Regions from separate parts of the Mus musculus genome. Here regions 1 and 2 are each linked to region 3. Evidence: chromatin loops called from intact Hi-C (ENCODE). Cell type or tissue: heart. All regions are shown on one strand.

Region 1 (2,500 bases), 53 kb after region 3:
CTCCCTGCCGAGGGACAGACTTACAAAGGATGATATTTACATTTTCTCCAAGCCTTTAATTTTCTCATTTATCATTTGTCAGAGCCCGAGGCCCTTCCTTAGCTCATGGTGTTTGCCAGCAGCTAACGATCCCTTTACCAAACATCACAGTCCAGCCAGGAGCTTGTTAACGTTGCTAAGGCTGATGATTTAATGCGTCACTGTCACAGGCAGGTCTCCGGACCCTGAATCACAGGAATGCTGCAACTGTGGGGCCCTGTGCTTCCTGGAGGCTCCCCCAACACCAGGGAACCATGGAAACCATTCCAGTCCTAGATTTGGAGATAGCTGAGCACTGAGGTTGGCTTTGGAAGCCAGGCAGAGGCTTCTAGAACTCCATCCAGTGGTCACAGACTGGATGCTCTTGCTACCCCACAGGTAATACCTGAGGATTGGTGCCACTCAAGGAGTAAGCGGAGGCCTGGGCAGGGTTCCAGGGCTCCTGCCTAGCTTTCCTTTCTTGGCAACAGCTCCTCTTCTTGTCCTCTGAGGCTCGAAGAAGCTGGATTCTACAAGAGAGATTCTGTCCAGCCCAGGAACCAGAGCCACCTCATGATGACACAGGGGGTTCTGGGTCCAGCTGAGTCTCTAGGTCTTGAGACACAGAAGGGATGGGAAGGGCCAACTCCTCTGGATCCTTTGTTATAGACAAGTTTAGAAGCCACTGATGTCAACCAGAGTCCCAGGAAGCAAGACACAGTTTTAAAAGAAAAAAGGCTTTTTGTTTTGTTTTGTTTTTTGTTTTTTGTTTTTTGATTTTTTGTTTTTTGTTTTTTTGAGACAGGGTTTCTCTGTATAGCCCTGGCTGTCCTGGAACTCACTTTGTAGACCAGGCTGGCCTCGAACTCAGAAATCTGCCTGCCTCTGCCTCCCAAGTGCTGGGATTAAAGGCATGCGCCACCACCACCCAGCAAAAGGCTTTTTTTTTTTTTAACAGTGTGTGTGTGTGTGTGTGTGTGTGTGTGTGTGTGTGTGTGTGTGTGTGTGTGATGTGTTCACACACAAGTATCTAGGTCAGAAGACAACTTGCAGGTATTGGTTCTCTCCTTCTACCATGTGAGTCCTAGGAATTCAACCTCACGTTGGCAGGCTTGGCAGAGCCATCAGGACTCACCTTCGCCCCCCAGAGGTATCTCACCTGGCCCAAAAATTCATCATTTAAGTAAAAATGCACAAGTTCTATGACAGAAAGAAGACACTTTGCACCTGGGAACCCACTGTGGAGGAGTTTGGGGTGGGGGGGGAACTTTTTAAAAAAATTCAGCCCTAAGACTTTTCAAGATGGAGTTTGGGGGTGGTTCTTCCTGGAGGCAGAGATAGCTCGCTCGTAGGAAGCTGGGTGGTGGCCGTGATAGAGAGCTCTGATATTCCATCCCGCTTCGAGTGTCTCAGGACACAGACTGGGAGGGGCAGCGCCTTGGGGATGCAGCCAGGAAGGAAGTCAGAGGGGAAGAGGAGGAGGGAAGCCATGGGTTGGACAGCTTTCTGGCCTTTTGCTCGATCCAGCCACGAGACCTGGAATGCAAGAAAGAGTGGCTGGGTCTCCTCTACGCTTGCGCCATGCTGGCTTGGCAGCCAGTTGGACCCAAGGCTCTTACAAGTTTACTTTGTCTCCTAGGTGGTTTGGTGGCTAACATGGTACTGATACCCTCGAGTGGGCCTTACCTGTCCTGGCTACTAGCCAAGTGACCTGGAATGGCTGAGTGAGCGCAGGTGTGGGGCCTGGTACTGCACAGGCGACTGTCTCCGCAGAACTGTGGTAACTGTCCACTTCCTTGCTCTGGAGTTCCTGTCTACTCATTGACTTAATTCATTTTCGTCCACCCTCATGTTTCCCAGATCTCCTCCTTACAGCTGTGGTCGCCCGAGAATGACTGTAGTGACATCATCTGGGACCTTGCTGAGCCTCCTCAGGATGACTTATGGCTCTGGTGAGCAGGTGAGACCCAGGTTGCTGCCATCCCTGGTTTTCCAGCAGAGAAGCATGGGCTTGGGAGATGCCTGAGGTCACATGGGTGATGGAGGAGATGCTGGACTTTGACCTGTACAGATTTCTAGGTTGACATGAAAACATCAGATCCTAGGCAAGCTTCGCATCCCAGACTCTTCTCAGGAAACACTGACAGCCAGAGAGGACTGGGTCCCTTACAATCTGTCAGAGGAGTCACAAACAGGCCATTTCCTTTTTCCATTGTTGGGGACACTGGAGTCAGTATGATAACATCTGGTCTCCACCTGGTTCACTTCAGGTTCCTCTGCCCAGTGCCACCAGACTGGACTTCCTGCAAATGTGCTGGGATCCCAGGGATACATGGGGCTTTGAGCTATGTCCTACTCCGGATGTCGTGACCTCTGACCTCAGGAAGGTGGTGGGCTTTGGCCGAGAGTGGAAGCCAGAGCAGGTCATAACCAGGTCTCCATATGAGGAACAATGAAAAGTTGTGTGTGAACGCAGCTGGGG
Region 2 (2,500 bases), 70 kb after region 3:
CATTCTGACTGCAGGTCCCCGGAGCTCATCAGTGGAGGGATTGAAACACAGCAAAAAGGTAGAGGCTCCAGATGACCCCAGAAGGAGTATAAGGTCAGAGGGCTCAAAATATGGTCCAGAGCCCAGTACACCAGGTGATAGCCAGTCCCAGGGGGCATAATCACCATCAGGACAACTGTGACACCTGTGGCCTTTGTGCTCATCTGGTCAGTCCTTGTCTCTGTGTGTGAGGAGACCCCTACAGGCCTGGCTTTCAGCAGCTGTGTAGGCAGATCAGCTCCTATCAGGCACAGGGGTCCTCAAGGGACCCATTACCCTCCCTAGAGCTGGGATACAAGTCCCCACACTCCAGTTTCAAGAGGATAGATCTAGGGCAGTTTAGCAGATCTGACAATGTAGGACAACTCCCTGTTCCTCTCAGCAATAACAATACTTTCCAGATACGCCAATGCCCAATGACAACCCGTAAGAGGCATGTCTTCTCTGGCTGATGCATAGCACAGCCCCTGCTGGTTCCTTGCCAGGCGAGAAAGCCCTGAGCTCATAGCATTGGCCCTAAGGCCTCGGCTGGTTAAGTCACTTCCAAGCCTCACAGGCGTTGGGATGACACGGGGCTTTGCTCTTAATCTGCTCGCTGGGCACACAGGCATGATCCCCGTTCCGTCATTTGCTATGGTTGCCTTTGGTAATTACTTTCAGTTTGGTGCAAAGGAAACAGGCATAGGAAGACACAGGGTGGGCAGAACCAGTTTCTTGGTCAAGCATTCCTGATCAGGGGCTGGGGTGCGGGGACTAAGAGGCTGGGCCTCTGTGTTTCCAGATTCCACTGGGGAGATTCTATGATCCAATAAGTCTAACAGTTGCTGGGACCTGCCATGGGGTAGGCCATGTCCCAGGACAGTGACCTTGTTGTTGTTGTCTTTCATTTGTGGAAACAAAGTCCGGTGATGGCTCCTCAGGGTGTGGTTGTCTGTCTCAACAGCTCAGGGCTGTGTGTGGGATGTAGAGACAGTGCCGGTCTGGGTGAGATTCTAGAGGTGTGGTCAAGCCTGATTTTACAGTGAGAGAGGAGCCCAGCAGGTGAAGGAGCCTGGGAAAGAAAGACAAGGCAGGGGGCAGCCCAAGTCCATGAGGCAAAGGTGTTGCAGGTTCAGGAAGCAGGAGACGGTCAACGTGCTTAATGGAGCATTCTGGATAGAGCTGGTGACAGGAGAAGGTGGTGTGTGTGTGTGTGTGTGTGTGTGTGTGTGTGTGTGTGTGTGTGCGTGTGCGCGCATGCATATGGCTAATAACACGGACCATAAGGATTTGGAAATGTCTTCAGAAACTGAGGCTTCAGCGAGCAAGGAAAGGATGTGGCATGGCTGTTCTTTGGGGACACCACTCTATCCATGAAATGAAGGGTGACCCAGAAGGTAGGGAGTCCAGTACAAGCCTTGACCCTGGAGTGGGACAGCAGAGGAGGAAGCACTGATCCAGTGTCCAGTAGCATTTCAGAGAGGAAGGGATGGAGACCTGTCTGGGAGTCCAGTATCGAGTTACATGGATGCAGCCACTAGGTACTGCATGGGAACCCCAAAGGTTCCCTTAGAAGTGACCTCATTGGGCTGAGCTCAGTTGCTTAGGGGTGCTCACATGACCTTACAACACTGAAGCCTGGAAAAGTGGCATCTGCAAGCTAATGTCCTAAGATCACAGGAGGCTGAGCTCCCGAGACAGATGTGACTTGCTGTGGCCCTTACACTTAGGACTGAAAGAAGGACAAGAAGGGTGAAGGAGGCTAGGCTAGGAGTATCAGCAAGGGGGGCAGCAGGAGACTGGGCAACTGGAAACTAAGGGGAGTGGAGGAAGTTAGAAAGCTTGGAAGGTTCTGCAGGGTTCAAAGAAGGGCTGAGGTCACCCTTGGGGGTGGTGGTCACATATACACCGTTTAAGAAGGCCACTCACTTTCTATGCAACGGAAACTCGTAAGTCACTTAAAGCTCTTTGGAGAAAATGCACTTGACAGGAGCTCTGTGTCGCCAGCTTCAGACCGAACACTGAGCTCAGGTTAAATAGAAGCACAGCACATCTTACTCATGGGCTGCAGAGAAATAAGCCATGTAGCTCCCAGACACTAAAACCCCAGGGAAAAGGAAGCCAGCTCTGCGTAAGCTTTCCACGGCTGTAGCAGATCACCACAGGCTGGCTGATGTAAATAGTAGAAATCTATTTCTTCAGGGTCCGGAGGGGGAAGTCAAGATCATACTGAGTTGGTTTCTTTCAAGTCTTTCATCTTGGGTTTGGAGGGCCCCGTGTTTTTATTTGCAGCCATCTGGCTGGGGTTTCTTTTCTATACCCAGATTGAAATTTCCAATATAGGCAAACAGCAGCTTCCAGACTCCTGGGCACCAAGGGCCCAATGACTGGATTAAGATGGGCGGTGTGTGTGTGGGGGGTAGGGGGGAGGTTATGGCTGGGATCCTGAGAACTAAAAGCTTGTGAGTTCAAGTTGTAGAGG
Region 3 (2,500 bases):
CTTAATTAAAGTTTATGTCTATATATTTGGCCTTCGTTCTTACAAACTCAGTGATGTTGTATCCGAACAATGCTTTTCTGCTCAAAAGAGCTGGATTTTTACCGCCTCCCCCCTCCCACACCAGGAGGACCTGTCACCTGAGCCTCCTCAGGTCATCCATCGTCCTCGAAGGATCCATCCTGAGGCATCAACTGAAAATTATGGCTCCTGAGAAAGAATAAAGCACACTGTTCACTGCCAGGATGAGTGTCCCTGTGGCAGCATCTAGAGCTTGCCTGTTGCTCCTGCTAACGACCTCTGTCCCCCGTGTGGCCCTTTCTTTCTGTCACTTCTGTAGCTGTACTGTTGACAACTCTTCTCTAGGTGTCTCTGAAGCCCTGAAAGGCCTCTCAGCTTGGCATGGCCCCCCGCCCCGCCCCAGCTCGCTCTCTTGATGCCCATGTGTGTGACTTGACAGCATTCCTGCCTTGCTGGCCCACTGCCCCACTCCAAGGAAGGACGCTCTCAAGGTCCAGGTCCCTGGCAGGTAAACAGCAAAGTTTCAGATTCACAGACATCCTCTCCCTCCTGCACCAACTGCCCACCAGGAAAGTGGGAGCTTGGCGCTGCTTGCAAAGGACTAGGTGATGTATGAGCCTGTCTGCGGGCGCCAGGTCCTGATCTGTGTCCCTGTGAATAAGAAGCCACTTAAGAGTGTCAGGCAATCAGGGACTGCCCCTCCTCCTGCCTTCGACCTTGCCTCAGCTTTTGTGGAGTCTGTGGGGTGATGTGATAGAGGCTGTGTAGTCAGATCAGCACCACAGAGGGAGAACATGGAGATGGTGTGGTCTCTCCTCCCCAACAGCGTATTCTGTGTTGCTAGTGTGAGTGCTGCCCAGGGACCCACGAGATCAGTGTTGACCAATAGAACTGGGTGAAGGACGTGGGAATTTGGGTCAGAGACTTCTATCAGAAGATGAAAGTCATCCAGGCAGAGCCTACTGATTCTGTCCCACACAATCCACTCTGCCCTCAGTGAATGAGCATCAAGTCGATGGTGAATGTGGCATTGACCTATACCTGCTTTGAGCATGGGTCTGTCTCCTGCCCTGTGCCCCAGTGTTAAACACACCATCCTGGTGACAGTGTTATGTCCCTGTAGGAGAACATGGATGCTGGCACATCTGAGATTTACCCCGGGGAGAGCAGAGCCTCGCATGAGACATGAGTGCAGTCAGCATCCAGGCTTTGCAGGGCACACCACATCCCAGGACACCACACGTGAGGGTAGCCAAGGGAGGCCACTGTTGCTAGCTTCTCTTGCCTCCTGTCCCTAACCAGCTTGGTCACTTTCCAGAGTCATTTCCCCTGGCCTCCAGGTTGGGACATCTGGCAGGATCCAGGAATCCTGACGTCACACTCACAATTTAACTGTCCACATGTTTTCTTTCTGTGTAGAACAGGAAACAGTGAGACAGTGTCCAGGCAATTTCGTCCCAGATGTGTGACATACAGGATCTTAGATAGCTGCGAGCTGACAGGCCTTTCTACACAAAAGCCCTCACAGTCCTTCCCGATTGCTTTGATAGGCTCTGGGCAGGACTCGGAGGTTGAGGTCTGCAGCACTGGGTGATGGGGTATACCTTGAGACATGCAAAGTCCCAAAGCACGAACAGGCTACCTAGAAAGTTCTTCAGGTGAAATGGAGACAATAGCTCCTGGAACTAAGCCCTTCGCACCTACCATTCTGAAACCCAAGAATGGTTCCCTGGTTGATAAAGGCTGCAGTATGTCTCCCAGAGCCTCTCTTCACGCTCACCATGGGCTTGTTTCCCCAGGGCGGCTGGGCAGTGGGTAGCACAGTGTTTGCTGGGTATTGCAGAGCAAGGAAGGGTGTGAATGGCCTTGAGAAAGCCCTTCGCAATCCAGGGCCCTACAGGCCTGCAGGGGAGAGACCCAGCAGAGAATAGGAATCTGATGGGTGAGACCATTTTCCTTAAGCAAGGCTGGCAGGACTGTGTGCGTGCGTGCGTGTGTGTGTGTGTGTGTGTGTGTGTGTGTGTGTGTGTGTAACATGCTAATCAATACTATCTTTTGAAGAGAGGAAAGGAGGTTGGTTCCTGACAGAGTTGTGAGGAGGATGGAGAGGAGAAGACCCTGGCGCAGACCCCCACCTGGCCCCACCTCCTGCGAGGGTATCACTGTTGGTTCACTCTGACTCTGTATTCACCTGACGTGCTGAGGAGCCTGGGCAGGCTCTCGTGATCACACCCGCTCTGCTGGGCTGGCCCTTGTACCAGCAAGGAGGCCCAGGAGGCTCCAGTGCTTCTGCTCCTGCTCTGTTCACCCCTCCCCCGTGCCTGGTGTTCACACAGGCTCCCAGTGGCCTGGGACTGATGTCTTCTTACTTACCAACAGTGTCAGGGCAACATCAGTGGAATGAGAACCCTGCTGAGCACATGGGGCAGCTGTTTCCGTGGGACCTGCTGTCCTGACCTGGGAGTGCCATGCTGGGGACATG

What was found. Peaks named below come from ENCODE experiments on the same cell type or tissue, not always from the same donor. Only the 100,000 strongest peaks of a DNase experiment are listed, where the experiment ranks them.
Region 1: it touches region 3 in a loop (1.9-fold over the local background); 1 of 42 quality-filtered maps calls a loop at or near these places.
Region 2: it touches region 3 in a loop (1.8-fold over the local background); 1 of 42 quality-filtered maps calls a loop at or near these places.

The regions. Positions count from the first base shown.
Region 1 is chr2:166,249,309-166,251,808 of GRCm38, forward strand. No RefSeq gene overlaps it. Among named protein-coding and RNA genes, the nearest start is that of Gm11468, 23 kb to the right of the region's middle. In heart, no CTCF peak of the experiment used is centred here; DNase peaks (open chromatin) are centred at 1,453 and 2,313; H3K27ac peaks cover 970 bases.
Region 2 is chr2:166,266,144-166,268,643 of GRCm38, forward strand. No RefSeq gene overlaps it. Among named protein-coding and RNA genes, the nearest start is that of Gm11468, 6.5 kb to the right of the region's middle. In heart, no CTCF peak of the experiment used is centred here; no DNase peak of the experiment used is centred here; H3K27ac peaks cover 375 bases.
Region 3 is chr2:166,195,863-166,198,362 of GRCm38, forward strand. Gm30536 (a long non-coding RNA gene) reads left to right here. Exons shown (of 6, transcript XR_866955.3): 3 at 125-526; 4 at 2,080-2,500. Among named protein-coding and RNA genes, the nearest start is that of Gm30536, 2.7 kb to the left of the region's middle. In heart, no CTCF peak of the experiment used is centred here; DNase peaks (open chromatin) are centred at 481 and 1,359; H3K27ac peaks cover 2,280 bases.